Regions from separate parts of the Homo sapiens genome. Here region 2 is linked to region 1. A link is an interaction called in ENCODE POLR2A ChIA-PET data of the cell type or tissue named here. Cell type or tissue: Panc1. All regions are shown on one strand. Each heading gives the region's core, and the rest is flanking DNA. Links, peaks and the distances in the headings are about the cores only. Region 1 overlaps LAMB1 (laminin subunit beta 1). Region 2 overlaps PRKAR2B (protein kinase cAMP-dependent type II regulatory subunit beta).

What was found. ChIA-PET counts read pairs that join two places held together with the same protein. Peaks named below come from ENCODE experiments on the same cell type or tissue, not always from the same donor. Only the 100,000 strongest peaks of a DNase experiment are listed, where the experiment ranks them.
Region 2: POLR2A ChIA-PET joins it to region 1 with 5 read pairs; 2 of 35 experiments call an interaction of 5 or more read pairs at or near these places.

What each region holds. Positions count from the first base shown.
Region 1 is chr7:107,932,354-107,937,353 of GRCh38, reverse strand. It overlaps LAMB1 (laminin subunit beta 1), which reads left to right. Exons shown (of 34, transcript NM_002291.3): 26 at 77-261; 27 at 1,698-1,939; 28 at 4,977-5,000. Among named protein-coding and RNA genes, the nearest start is that of DLD, 44 kb to the right of the region's middle. RefSeq lists enhancers at 3,623-4,268, 4,269-4,914, 4,915-5,000. In Panc1, for the core only: no CTCF peak of the experiment used is centred there; no DNase peak of the experiment used is centred there; H3K27ac peaks cover 3,007 bases.
Region 2 is chr7:107,152,263-107,162,103 of GRCh38, reverse strand. PRKAR2B (protein kinase cAMP-dependent type II regulatory subunit beta) reads right to left here. Exons shown (of 11, transcript NM_002736.3): 8 at 8,853-8,927; 9 at 5,055-5,120; 10 at 4,780-4,918; 11 at 293-2,655. The coding sequence ends at 2,522. Among named protein-coding and RNA genes, the nearest start is that of HBP1, 12 kb to the left of the region's middle. RefSeq lists an enhancer at 9,028-9,841. In Panc1, for the core only: no CTCF peak of the experiment used is centred there; no DNase peak of the experiment used is centred there; H3K27me3 peaks cover 924 bases.

The DNA.
Region 1 (5,000 bases), core at 1-5,000:
CTAGTAGAAAATATGAAACGTGAAAGTTCTCCCTTGGGTTTATTTTATGTAAGTAAGCTTAACTTTCTCTTTACAGGAAACTGATTAAAGATGTTACAGAAATGATGGCTCAAGTAGAAGTGAAATTATCTGACACAACTTCCCAAAGCAACAGCACAGCCAAAGAACTGGATTCTCTACAGACAGAAGCCGAAAGCCTAGACAACACTGTGAAAGAACTTGCTGAACAACTGGAATTTATCAAAAACTCAGATATTCGGGGTGAGCATTTTTTGGTGCAAATAGTCCCAGACAATGGATTTAACGATATGTCTAACGTTTTAATATAGCACTTTTGGGGAAAAAAAAAAGTTTTCTAATAAATTTTAAAACTTTTGCTCATCCAGTTTCTGGCACAAATGAGGATCAAAGTCCCCATTTTACAAATGTGGGACTTGGGCACAGAGAACCTAAGAGACATAGCAAAGGTCCCACAGAGTGAATGGCAGTAGTTGTATCAGAATGGTATCCATTTCCTGATTTTTTTTTTTTCCCTCCAGTTAGTAGTTTAATCCCCTGGCCTTTTCTTGGAAGGGGGTTCTTTTGAATAGTTAAGGTATTAATACTTCTGCAAATCCTTTCACATTCAAGAATGCTGCTTGGTCAGAAAAAAACTTTTGCAAATCATTATTTATATCATAGACTGTAAAGGATCCTCAGCAAAAAGTGAATGTAGAAATATGTTACATCATACTGTCCAACTATCCATACTGTTTTATGCATGATTGCTTTTGGACTAAAGCTAAAAACATGTCATGCTGTTATATATAATACCGTCATCCCTTGGTATCCATGGGGGATTGGTTCCAGGACCCACTGCAGAAACCAAAATCCACAGGTGGTCAAGTCCGTTATATAAAATGGCACTTGCATATAACCTATGCATATCCTCCTATATACTTCTTTCTTTTTCTCTCTCTCTCTTTCTTTCTTTCTTTAAGAGATGGGCTCTTGCTATGCTGCTCAGGCTGGTCTTGAACTCCTGGACTCAAGTGATCCTCCCGTCTCAGACTTCTGAATAGCTGAGATTATAGAGGTGAACCACCACACCCAGCTTTACTTTTTTCTTTTTTTCCCTTCAGTATATTTAAAAGTAATCTGTAGATTACTTACAATACCTAATACAATGTAAATGCTATGTAAATAGTTGTTATACTTTATTGTTTAGGAAATAATGGCAAGAAAAAAGTCTGTACACATTCAGTACAGATACAACCATTTTTTCCAAATGCTTTCCATCCACAGTTGGTTGAATCCACATATGTGGAACCTACAAATATGGAGGGCTACTATATTAGTCATTTGAGTGGATCCGAATAAAGGATTGAGAAAAGTCATCTAGTCATATAATCTTCAGGCTGCCTGAAACCAGCTATTTATAAAGAACTGGATGTTTGCTTGTGTATAGAAACAAGATTGCATGATTTTCTTAATTTTTCATTTTTCACCCAGATGTTTGCCATACTCGAGCTGGAGTAGGTGCTAATGGGACAAAACATATTCATTGCTCATGAAAACTGTACTTCATAAATATTTTTTCTTGAATTTTAAAACTTTACAGTAAATTTAGGACCCGAAGACACCAAATATAGACACTGCTTGGGGAGGAAGCCTAGTATGATGAGGTTAACTGTGGGCAATTTCATTTCCTACCCTAGGTGCCTTGGATAGCATTACCAAGTATTTCCAGATGTCTCTTGAGGCAGAGGAGAGGGTGAATGCCTCCACCACAGAACCCAACAGCACTGTGGAGCAGTCAGCCCTCATGAGAGACAGAGTAGAAGACGTGATGATGGAGCGAGAATCCCAGTTCAAGGAAAAACAAGAGGAGCAGGCTCGCCTCCTTGATGAACTGGCAGGCAAGCTACAAAGCCTAGACCTTTCAGCCGCTGCCGAAATGGTAAGGTTTGGGGATGTGGCCTTACTGCTATGGTGCCAAGCAAAAAAAAAAAAAAAAAAAAAAAAAACAAAGAAAAACAAACCATCTTTTGTCATTATTACAATAATTTGCAAATGAATCAGCAGGACTGAAACTCCTAGGCTGAGGTCTCTGGATCCTGGAATGGGGTATCTGTAACCAAGACAGATTAAAAGCAGCAGCATATGGGTTTCCAGCCTTCCCCTCTTCTGTTTCTCTGTGGTCCTCAACTAAAGAATGAATCATGACTATTCTCCCATACTGTTTTAGCTACTCAGTGACACCGCACTGAAACTTGATCCTTTTTACACTGTGGACATTTCTTTAATATTTTTTTTCCTAAGTAGAGACAGGGTCTCACTACATTGCTCAGGCTAGTCTTGAACTCCGGGTCTCCAGCAATCCTCCTCTCACCTCAGCCTCCTCCCAAAGTGCTGGGATTACAGGCTAACACCCCAGCCCACCCCCACCCCCGCTTTTTTTTTTTTTTTTTTAAAGAGATGGAGTCTCACTACGTTGCCCAGGCTGACCTCAAACTCCTAGGCTGAAGCGATCTTCCCACCTCACCCTCCTGAGTAGCTGAGATGACAGGCATGTGCCACCACACCCAGCTTGGACATTCCTTTTTTAGTTTGTTCTGATTTGAATTATAAAACCCATCTCAGTGTAGGAATTCAGAGTCATTCTAGAAGGGGCTTCCATTAAAAATTAAAGGGAGCAAAAGAATTTTTTCACGGGTATTAGCTATTATGTTCCTTTGTTCCAGTAACTTTACCTGGTGAAGATTAACCCTGAAACCAGCCTAGAAAGTAGATTCATTTCCCAGAAGCTTTTAAAAAGGAACTCTGGAGCCAAATGAAATTGGGTTGTGAGTTTAATGAAAATCAGGCAGAAGGCCCCAAAAAAGCCTAACTGAGCCTGTTTCTTCCTCTTCCTTCCTGTGTTTTCAAGGAAGGATACCTATGTGAAATAATTTGGAGGGTATTTTTTATAGACTAAGGTTTGTGTTCTCTTAGCCCAGAGACACAGAGAAAGTTAAAGATGGAAGGTACATAGGCGCAGAAGAGTTCAAACTTCATTACAGCTTTGTCTTAGTGATGCTTCCTCCCTCCTCTCATCACTTTCTCTGAAATAGACAAAATTGGTCACAATATAAGACAGTGTTTATTGATGCCTGCTAGGTTTCATACTCATTATCTTCTGAAACTTTATAGCAAATAGGGAGCAAATAATCTGTCATTTATTAAATGGAAAAATAAAAGATGAAGAAAAAAGAAAAATGAAGGCTTAGAGCAATGTGTAAATTGCAGCTAACAGGAGACAAAGTTATGAAGCATGAAATGCCAATTCTCTCCATCTTTCCCTTCAGCATTGATTCCTTCCTTACATATTGTAGTTAAAAAAAAAAAATCAGTTATCACAAACAAGTTCTGTGTGACCTACAAGAAACAGCTAAGCATGCTAAAGGATTTTTGTCTTGAACCGGAGGCATCTCCGTGGGCGGCAGGGAGATGCATGGGCGGTGGGTGGGGTTCGGGGTTCCTCTGGCCTTTCAAATGTGTGCCCTTCCCTGTGCTTGCTTTTCCACCTGGTAAACTACCTAGGGATTAGCAGCTGCTTCAGTTCTCTTACTGTGTTTTTGTCTTTGTTAATGATCCTGTGAGAATTCTTTCTGTAAGTTCTTTACTGCCATTTCCTTGTGTAGAGAGAGTTTTGTCCTTTTGTTTTTCAGGTACTTCTAGTTCTGTATCTTTGTGGATGTTTAGCTAGAGCCATACTGTGTTTTTTTTTTTCCATGTCTGCCCCATCTGTTGAAACAAAACAGATCTTCTATGTGTGCTGTCAGATTGTTTTTAGAAAGCAACCGAGGTTTTACACTTATGTTCTTAAGACTCATGTTTTACAGCATGCAGAATACACTTTATTTTCTGAAGCTTTTTGTTTTTGTAAGCCAGATAAATGACTTATTTAGTTGTAATTTGAGATATAATGGAATTATAATTATCTTAAAATTATTAGGCTAAATAGTTGATTGTATTTATTTAAAAACTACTTTTTTGTACTTTTTAATAACAATACTTGTTTGGGAATATTCTGTTAACTCCTTTTCACTGCAGTAAATCTTTGTCTTCTTTTCAGTATGAGAATTTCCACAAACAGCTCTAAATGCAATTTTCTCCCTGCTCAGCCTTTTCTATCATATAGCACACTTGTATTATAATTTATCAATTTGCATTTGTATGCCATGACCAAGTGGTGATCTTTGAGAGGTTTTGGTAGGTAAGAAAGGAGGACTCTATGCATGTGTGATGGCAGTCGGGGGTGGTAATTTGGGAACACTTCATCTACCTTTGTTCCTTTGTTTGTACTGTTTTCTTTAACCTGTGGAATGTTTTCCCACTTCCCCTGCTCAAATCCCACCAGCCAACAGCTTCTTCAGCTACAACTGTAGCATTCCTCTGCAGTCTCTCCTTTGTCTACTTTCTTTCATAGTGACTGCATCTGACCTATTCTTGGCTATTTTATGTGGAATGATCCAGTCCTAACTAGATGGGAAGTTACTAAAACGCTAGGTAATAGATCTTTTATGTCACCATATTTACTGGAGGAGTTAACATGGTGCTGGTGCTGGTCCCAAAGATGGTTCACAATAGGTTTTTTTTTTAAACTCTAACTGGTTAGAAAAAAAGGAAGGCATTCCTTGGCCCTTGCACTGGCAGAATTCAACTTGATATAGCAGATGTTTGCATCCTGGGCAGAGCTCATATAGTATTTTAACTCATTTGGGCAGAAGATATTGATGAGTTGTAAACTTCCATTGTTTCCTTGGAAATAAGCAGGTTAGTTTACTCCTAAACTCTCTGCTCCTCTCTCCATTCTGTCTCCCAAACACTGTTTTCAAGCACCCTTGCTGAGGACCACCTACACATTCTCTGGGGCCACCCAGGCCCTGCACAGCTGTTTTGCTGCAGCAGATTCACTATCCGAAGTATTGTGCCTGATCCTTGGCTTGTTGCAGACCTGTGGAACACCCCCAGGGGCC
Region 2 (9,841 bases), core at 2,829-7,828, 780 kb after region 1:
ACCTAAGTTGTGTCACAGGTAACGTGTATGTTAAAATATCTGCACTAAGCCCTAGTACATATGGATATGTAGAAAACAATACACACACACATACATACACACACACACACACACACACACACACCTTTATTTAAAATAAGGGAAAGCACCGTCACTCTTGGGGAAAAAGTCCTCACCCCTTTCCTTAGCCACGCATGATACACGAGAGGCTCTGTCCTTGAATGAATGGTCAACAGAGAATTCTCACATAGTAAGGAGTGTTGATTAATAATTAAATAATGACATCCACAAGTCAAACTTGAGCTGTTTTAATCAGATAATTTTACACATAAATTCCTAGTTAGCCAGATTGATTTGGTTATTCTAAATGGCCAAATAAATCTGCAACACACCACAATTATTTCTCCCACACATGATGAATAGCTAATAATTTTAAAAACCTATTGCCATACAGAACCATACTTTCTTACTATGTTATGCCCTGGGGGTTCGCTTCCACATGCCACATTGCTATCATGCTTTTCAATGAATTATGCATTATGCACGTCAGAAAACTTTAAAGAAACAAGCAAAAAAGTATGAAAAACAATAATTCATGTATTTTATTATAAAAGTGTGCTTTATTGTAAGGAAAATTTAAATATAACCAACAATACTGAAAATAATGTACGTGGCATTTATAGCCTTGGTCAAAGTTCTTTATTAAACAGGCGTTTGCTGTTCCATGAATAGTTAACAATTAGTTTATGCAACAAAATAGATAACTTGAAAAAGTGAGTAAGAATACAGAATGATGAACCAGGAATCTGGAGTTCTTTTGTGTTTTTTCTTGTTTAACAGACATGGCTTTTAAAATAAAATCTGAAATATAAAACAAGTCATCTTCATGTAGAGAGCTCTCTTTTCCTACAAGAAGGTTTTGCAAAAATGTTAAACAGTGTTCTAAAAATGTGGCTGAAGTTATACTTTACATACTTTAACTTCTTATATATACATTATCCAATTAACATTCTAACCACATTTTCATATACAAGTGGGACCATAAACATTCTCTAGTAAGACTACACTAGCACAGAGTAATTTTACCCATGTATATATATTCATTTGAAACCTGTTTCCCAAAATGAAATCACTCATTTAAAAGCAAACAACTGGTTAGAATTAATGTCTCTAGACACTGGGTCATGGGGCCTAGAAATCATGTAAGAGTATATTGCTTTGGTTGAATATAATTAAATTCATCTTATGTGGCAGCATACTGAGCATATCAATGAACAATGAAAATCTAGTACATCTGAGTTCTTTCTGCACTAATTTCAACTATGAGTCTACATTAAAGCAATGGCAAGGCCTAATGGTATATATGGTAAGGTCAGAAATTCATTTTGTCTTTATATAGGGTTATGCTCATAAAAATTTGTTTCTATTCCTCTAGAGGATGTTTTTAAGAATTAAAAAAACCAAACAAACCCATATTGGCTGCTGATCAATGAGATTGTGGGTTGGCAACCATCCTAAGAAAGAACGGAAACCCAAGGGAACAGATGTCTACATAGGACTGTATTATGCAGGCCTAGTGAAGAACAAAGAAATAAACTGTGGGCATGCTGATAAGGATCCCACATTATTTTTGGGATAGGAGAGATTTTTTAGGTGTAAAATCTTAAAGAATACAAAAAATGTCGGATCTTAAGTTTAAATCACTTTTTAAAAAAACAAAACTTTGTGACATTAAATGTCAAGATCAAATTTTTAAAGACATAGAATACAGAGAATTGCAAAATAAAAAAAAGCAGATATATGCTTGATGAGGGAAAAATGCATTAATGATCTCTCATCTAAAACACTGTTTTCCTTATTATCATAATGACTAAATTGCCTGTCCATAAAACCACTGGAATATGTATGTTACTGACATTATGCCAACAAAGTCAAAATGTACTTTATTGCAAAAATATAAAAAGTTTTAAAACTGCATATGATATTTTATACCATTTCACCAATAGGCCAAGGCCAGCACATAACTTATCAAGCTAGAAAACTTTAAAACAAAAATGATTAAAATTTTACTGTGTTTAATGAGTTATAAAAAAAAGTGATGCCATGCTGTGTAGCATGTTTAATTGCCAAGTGCCCTCTTACATGGGGATAGTCACTAATATGATTATCAGTCTGAATAAGTAAAACACATATAGCCTATGATAACATCCTTTAATTATCTTCTTAAACACAGATACTTTCTATATATTACAATCATTTTAATAAACCTTTCAGTCATAATTTTGTGGAGTACAAAGTCATTTTATCAGTATGTTGATTTTTTTATGAACTACTCTTTAGAAAGTGATGTTAAAGCCTATTGACTATTAAATCACTACTGTTTATTGATACGTTGTAAATGTAAAAAAAGGAAAAAACCTGAAATCACAGAAAATGCTTGGCATCTACACAAACACATTCTCAGTGGACTAACCACTACTGTGTAATTTTGTCACTACAGGTCTTGCTCCATACTTTTGCTTCATGCAGTGGGTTCAACAATATCCATGTTCGTTCCAAACAGGGCAACTAACTGTTCTTCATAGGTAGCGATGTTCCTTTTCATAATTTCCATGCAAGGTCCCAGAAGCCTTTCAAATGCTTGCACATCCATTGCTGAGAAAAGAGAAGATTTTTTTTTAAATAACATTCTTTGCAAATCTGCAGAATTTCTAAGTCATTTACAATACCGACTCCATATATATCAATAGTGCAATGATATTTTAGGTAAATACTATAAAATACAAGAAAAAGCATAATGATAAAAATGTTCCACTTGAAAAAGGAAGCAGCCAGGGCCACGCTCTTGGACCACACTCTGCAGTCCCTCGGCAATATGATGAGCAATGCTAAGTTGGTGGGAGGTTCCTGGTCCAAGCTGAGAAAAGAATGAGGGACTATCATGGAAAGACCTTAGAATTTTAAAAAATAAATGTGCTGTCTCCACCTTAGCAATGTGAACTCCTCAAGGGTGGCACAAGAGTGTTTTCTATCCTGTGTTCCCTTCTCAGGGTTTAAAATGCCATGTTGTGAAGGCCAAGTGTTAACCTTTTGTAAGTTTTGCTGCCATACTATGTCTATGCAATCCAAAAATGGCAGCTGACATAATGCTTTTGTTTACTTCTATAAGTACATGCTAGAAATCACTTTGCTTGCCTGTCTCCTGGATTTTAAAACTGGATTTATAATATATAAATAGAAAATATGATCATACTCTATACATAAAAGTACAAATTAAAATAGATCTTCTTTGCCTTTTACACTAAAGATAAAAAGATAAAAAAGGCAATGTTTACAAGAATAGGGTGAATGGGCATTATGGCACTGCTAGTAGTGTACAAATACAAGTAATCTGGCAATATGTGTCAAAAGTTAATTTTTTAAAAACCCACTCCTGAAAACCATTTCTAAGGAAAACTCCTATAATACAGAAAAGTCTTCTATGCACAAAAAATTGCTCCCCACAAAAAAGTTGGAGCCAAAACCTTCGAAGTATTTACCACTAAGGAATGATTAATTTATCGTGTATATATTTACCTAAAAGAATTTTAAAATTTGGTGTAATAAAATAAGAACATTCCTAAGCGATAATGAACTTTAAAAGTTGTTTGGAAAACTGTTTAACAACTGGAAGCCCACACAAATAAAAAGGACAAGAAGGAATTATAATAGCAGAAATCACTGAGTGGCGGTGTTATGTTTTTTCTACATTTTCTGTATTTCTCAGGTTTTCTTTGATGTGAGTATAATAATCTATTATTGAAAAAAAATTAACAGACTTTCACTCACTCACCTTTACTCTTTCTAATAGACTTTCACTCACTCACCTTTACTGTAATAGACTTTCACTCACTCACCTTTACTATTTCTAATAGACTTTCACTCACTCACCTTTACTCTTTCTAATAGCCCTACTTAGGGAAATTACCTGCCAGTTTCTAATCGTCTTCTCTTCCATCCAAATTTAACACTTGATTAATATTATACTTATTTAAACCCTTTTAAAGAATGACTTCTCTAAGAAGTTAATTCTAAGGATCCTTGCAAATCTTAAAAACATTAAGTTTATGCTATTGAATTATGGATGAAAAGCACAGAGAGGGTAATAACTGTGAGATCAATTTTCTTAAAATACCCTCCATATTGCCACCTTCTAAACTGTATTTTCTTATCAAAGTAAGTGATTTCTCAGATATATAATCTCAGATATATACAGATGCCTGCACCTGAAGATGACATTTCTGCCAAGCTACTCTGGTAAAATAGTAATAACAACTGAACAGCAAAGAACATTTGACTGTGCTTTGACAAACCTGAACCTTTGTGTCCCAATACTGTAATGAGTAAGGATTCTCACAACATCTCAGCATTCCCCGCAGATCTTAATAACGGACTTTATAAAAATAGTACTTTAGCCTTCTCTTTTGAGGAACATAGCACATGTTGCTTATTTGAGAGATTCCATATAAAACGTGGTACTTGGAACTCTTATTTTAATGACTAATATGGGATGTTATTTCATATATACACAAGAAGAGCAAAATGTATCTGGATGTAAAAATTTCGAAGAAAAAATGGCTTCCACAAATTGATTTTATAAGGCAATGAGTCCTAATCTTGTTACCTTTTGTGGGGACCACAAAACCTGTGAACCCAATAAAATGATTCACTCAACATGAATACATAAAATGCAGACATAAGTTCAACCAGCAGAAGCACGCCCACTGTTGCAATCCCTACCTAAACATTTGACAGTCCCAATGGCGTGGGCAGAAGCTGCTCGAGGTTTGTTAGTTACCAGGGCAAGCTCTCCAAAGTACTGTCCCCGCGAGCATCGAGCGATTTCTACTGCACCATTCTCTTCCACTTCTGATTTACCCTGACAAGGCAATTAAAAAGATGAGCTTTTCCTCAGCTTATGAAAAATAAAATTAACCTCAGTCTAAACATCAAAAAGTAGATCTGTTGTGTTCCTTGCTAACAGTATGTGGGTTCTGAGGACTTAGAATGCTTACCTTTCTTTTCATAGTAATTTTCACTTCTCCAGATTCTACAATGAAAAAAGAATCAGCCGAATCTCCCTATTGGAATCAATAACAAAAACAGACGGTGAAAATGCAAATTAATTGACAACAATCTTGTTACCTTTCATATCCCTAAAATTGATCCAACCCCAAAGTACACATATTCACCTGAAAAGTGAAATCCTAAGGGAACAAGCTGTCTCGGTTTCTAAATCAAGAGGTTTTTTTTTTTTTTGAGACGGAGTCTCACTCTGTTGCCCAGACTGGAATGCAGTGGCGCGATCTCGGCTCACTACAAGCTCCACCTCCCGGGTTCACACCATTCTCCTGCCTCAGCCTCCTGGGTGGCTGGGACTACAGGCGTCTGCCACCACGCCCGGCTAATTTATTTGTATTTTTAGTAGAGACGGGGTTTCAACGTGTTAGCCAGGATGGTCTTGATCTCCTGACCTCGAGATCTGCCTGCGTCGGCCTCCCAAAGTGCTGGGATTACAGGCGTGAGCCACCGAGCCCGGCCCTAAATGAAGAGGTTTTGATGGACAATTATGTAGTAATGATTTCATTTGTAAAATTATTTGAAATAATACTTTCTTTTTCCCCCCCAAGATGGAGTCTCGCTCTGTCACCCAGGCTGGAGTGCAGTGGTGCAATCTCAGCTCACTGCAGCCTCCACCTCCTGGATTCAGGCGACTCTCCCACCTCACCCTCCCAAGTAGCTGGGATTACAGGCATGTGCTACCACACCCAGCTAATTTTTTTTTCCTTTTTTTAAAATTTTACTTTAAATCAGGGATACATGTGGAGAACATGCAGGTTTGTTACACAGGTATACATGTGCCATGGAGGTTTGCTATACCTATCAACCTGTCTGGTTTTAAGCCCCGCATGCATTAGGTATCTGTCCTAATACTCTCCCTACCTTCACTCCCCACCCCCTGACAGGCCCCGGTGTGTGATGTTCCCCTCCCTGTGTCCATGTGTTCTTATTGTTCAACTCCCACTTATGAGTGAGAACATTCGGTGTTTAGTTTTCTACTCCTGTGTTAGTCTGCTGAGAATGATGGCTTCCAGCTTCATCCATGTCCTGCAAAGGACATTATCTCATTCTTTTTTATGGCTGCATAGTACTCCATGGTATATATGTACCACGTTTTCTTTATCCAGTCTATCACTGATGGGCATTTGGGTTGGTTCCATGTCTTTGTTATTGTAAATAGTGCTGCAATAAACATATGTGTGCATGTGTCTTTATAGCAGAATGATTTATATTCCTTTGGGTATATACCCAGTAATGGGTTTTCTGGGTCAAATGGTATTTCTGCCATTAAAAAGTGGGCAAAGGATATGAACGGACACTTCTCAAAAGAATCAAAAGAAGATATTTATGCAGCCAAAAAAAAAATGAAAAAAAGATCATTACTGATCATTAGAGAAATGCAAATCAAAACCATAATGAGAAACCATCTCACGCCAGTCAGAATGGCAATTATTAAAAAGTCAAGCAACGATAGATGCTGGTGAGGTTGTGGAGAAATAGGAATGCTTTTGCACTGTTGGTGGGAATGTAGATTGGTTCAACCATTTTGGAGGACAGTGTAGCAATTCCTCAGGGATCTAGAACCCGTATTTATTTATTTTTTTGTATTTTTATTAGAGATGGGGTTTCACCATGTTGGCCAGGCTGGTCTCGAACTCCTGACCTTGAAGTGATCTACCTGCCTCAGCCTCCCAAAGTGCTGGGATTACAGGCGTGAGCCACTGTGCCTGGCCTTGAAATAATATATTCTCTACCACTGTATTTCTGCTAAAAAACCAAGAAAATGTGGCAACACTGGGGTAAGAATTTCACCCAAATTTCAGCCTAGATAACAGCATACATAGTTGGAAATGGCAACACTGCTGTGTATGCCAGCAGCGTCCCCTTAGTTGGCAGAAACATGTCTGCGGATCCTGTGCTCCTGAGGAAGTGCCGAGACATGCACCCTGCGTCATCCTAACATCGCAAGCATTGGTGTGGTGACCCAAGATAAGCCATCAACTTGCAAAGAGCAGAAAGCATCCAGATGGAGCCGGAAGCAGCAGATGTGGGCCTTGACATTTTCACTACAGTCAACTGAGGACCAAACTCTGACATGCTAGCCTACTGACATTCCATTTCAAGGCTTTGGAAGGACTTCTAAAAGAAAAGTGTTGCTCTACCCATATACCTGTTCTTTCTTGCTTTTGTTTCTTAATGAACTCTGCCTTGATCTCCAATGATGCAGTCTGAATTAAACAATACAATATGGAAGATAATAATACAGACACTGACTTCTCTAAGCCTCTCAAAGTGATTCTGGAGAAACTTAAAATATTTCAAAACTCCTTAATACAAATTCAAGAAGTTTAGCATCTGATTCTATCACAAAAATAAATGTTGAATTTAGATTTTTAGAATATAGGGTGTATATGTATATTTATAAATGCTTAAAAGACAACAAATATGTAAGAATATCCTTAATAAACCCTAAGTATAGCATATCTCCTTTCCCTTATTCTTGTATCAGGTTTTCATAAAAGCTTCATATTAAGTTTTCGAGTGTTCTGAATCATAATAGGTCTATTAACTGCTGAGTAATTTTTAACTATTTTTAAAGCACGCTCTAAGTGTATGTAAAACTGGTGAAAACTGAATATGGTCTGTGAATTATGCCAATGTCATTTTCCTAGTTTTGATATTGTTATTAACAGTGATGCAAAACGCATTAGGAGAAACTGGGTGAAGAGTACACGGGACCTCTCAAAACTATTTTTGCAACTTCCTGTGAATCTATAATTATTTCAAAATAAAACCTTAAAAAATCATTTAAAACATGCTCTTTGCTTTGTTATTTACTAGTTTATACAGTAGAACTTTAACCTTGCTTGACTCCATTTCTTCCCAATCCCTGACTGCTCTAACACACACATACACACACACACACTCAGCAATGGGAGAGGGGTGTTGATCGAAAGATTTACTTATGTATTTGTCTTCTAAAACAATTCTTTTTCTCAGTCTCAAAGACCTTGAATCTTGTTTCCCATATAAAGGAAAAGACTGCATTTCAGATAAAGAGCACAAAACAGTATAAGGCTGTGATACAAAAATTACAGAATCTATTAAAAATCCATTTTAATCATTTGCTTAGTGCTTCAAAAATATAACTAGGAAACAAGGTACTATCATCTGCATGCTTTACCTGTGAACTTCAACAGTCTTCACAAATTCTACTTTTGGTAGCCCTACTCCAACCCAGGTATCTAATATTATTGGTTCCAGCTGGGATCTTAGAAAAGTATTAGGGATTAAATAACATGTTGACCCACATGTAGTCTTGGAAGCCAAAACAGTATATGTTGCAGTGTGTTCCTTTCTTGGTGAATTTTATCAAGGAGCAGCCTCAGGAATTTTCATCATGAACTGATCATGCAAAACTCTATAGAATTTTCCAGTGTACTTTCTGGGTCCTCATTAATGTCATGGAACATTCACCTGTTTTTTCCTCTTATAAATGACTACAATGATGCAGAAAACCATTTGATGGTTTAATACACCTTCATTAGGAGTTAATTACATAAACAAAAATATTCAATAGAGTAATGACTATAAATGAAACCATTTTTAACAGGTCATTTGGTAGAAGTAATATTTATTTAACCCATCACTGCATACTAATTTTAGAAATATGAAAAGTTTATCAAGATCTACCACTACAGGAACCTTTTGGAATATAACCCTAAACTGAATTACATTTCAAAATATCATACCTGAGCAATGATTTGTTCTCCATCGTTGTATACTTTGGTGCCTATCACATCTACTACTTTCAGGCGTTCAGAAAACTACAAAGAAAGAAAAACAATATTAAATAGAAACAAATTAACTGGGTAAGCTTATCTAGTTCGGGAGTAAAAAACTGGTAGCCTATAGGCCAAATAAATCGAGCAGTGTGTAGGTTGTATATGTGTTTGTTGTATTAATTACCAGCCAGCATTTTAAAATAATTTTTCATAAAAATTCAATCTCCAGCTTCTCTTGAAAAATCAGCATCACATAGCCCATATTTCCACATGGCAACAATAAAACTATGGTGGGATAGCAGCTGTTTCTTTAATGAAATACATGTTCTCCAATCTGCCAAAGTCCCTTCCTGGCTTGGTTTTCTTCTCTGTGTTACCTGCCTAGCTCTGAAGGCACCAGATTTCCAATCCCTGACCTACTCTTATTTAAAGAAATATGCTGCTGGAAAAGATCAGCTGTCTACCACGCACTGTGTGATGTGGACAAAATTTTTACCAGATGTAAGCTGATAATCCAACAGAGACATTCAAAAGGAGAAGCACTGCTGTTTTGACACTTGCCATTTTATAAGATGTTGTGGGTACATATATATGCCTGTCTTTAATTACTCTCAAAATACTTCAAATATGACAGTGAAATAGAAAAGCATTTAATTTAATGATGAAGTATGGAAAATGAAGCTGAATTTTTAGGGTAACAACAACCTACTCTCTCTCATAAGTCTCTACCTTCAAAGATAAAAACCTAAGAGCTGGTCTCATTGAGAAGACCTCTGGGCTGAGAAATGAAGGAGCCCTGCAGCTGTGTAGGAAGACATTCCAGACAGACGGCAAGTACAAAGACCCCGAAGTGGGTGTGGGACAGGTGTGTTTGAGGAGTGGCAAGAAGCTGATGTGTCAACAGAGAGATGATGAGTGTGGAGCAGTAGGAAATGAGGTTGGGGAAAATGGGTGGG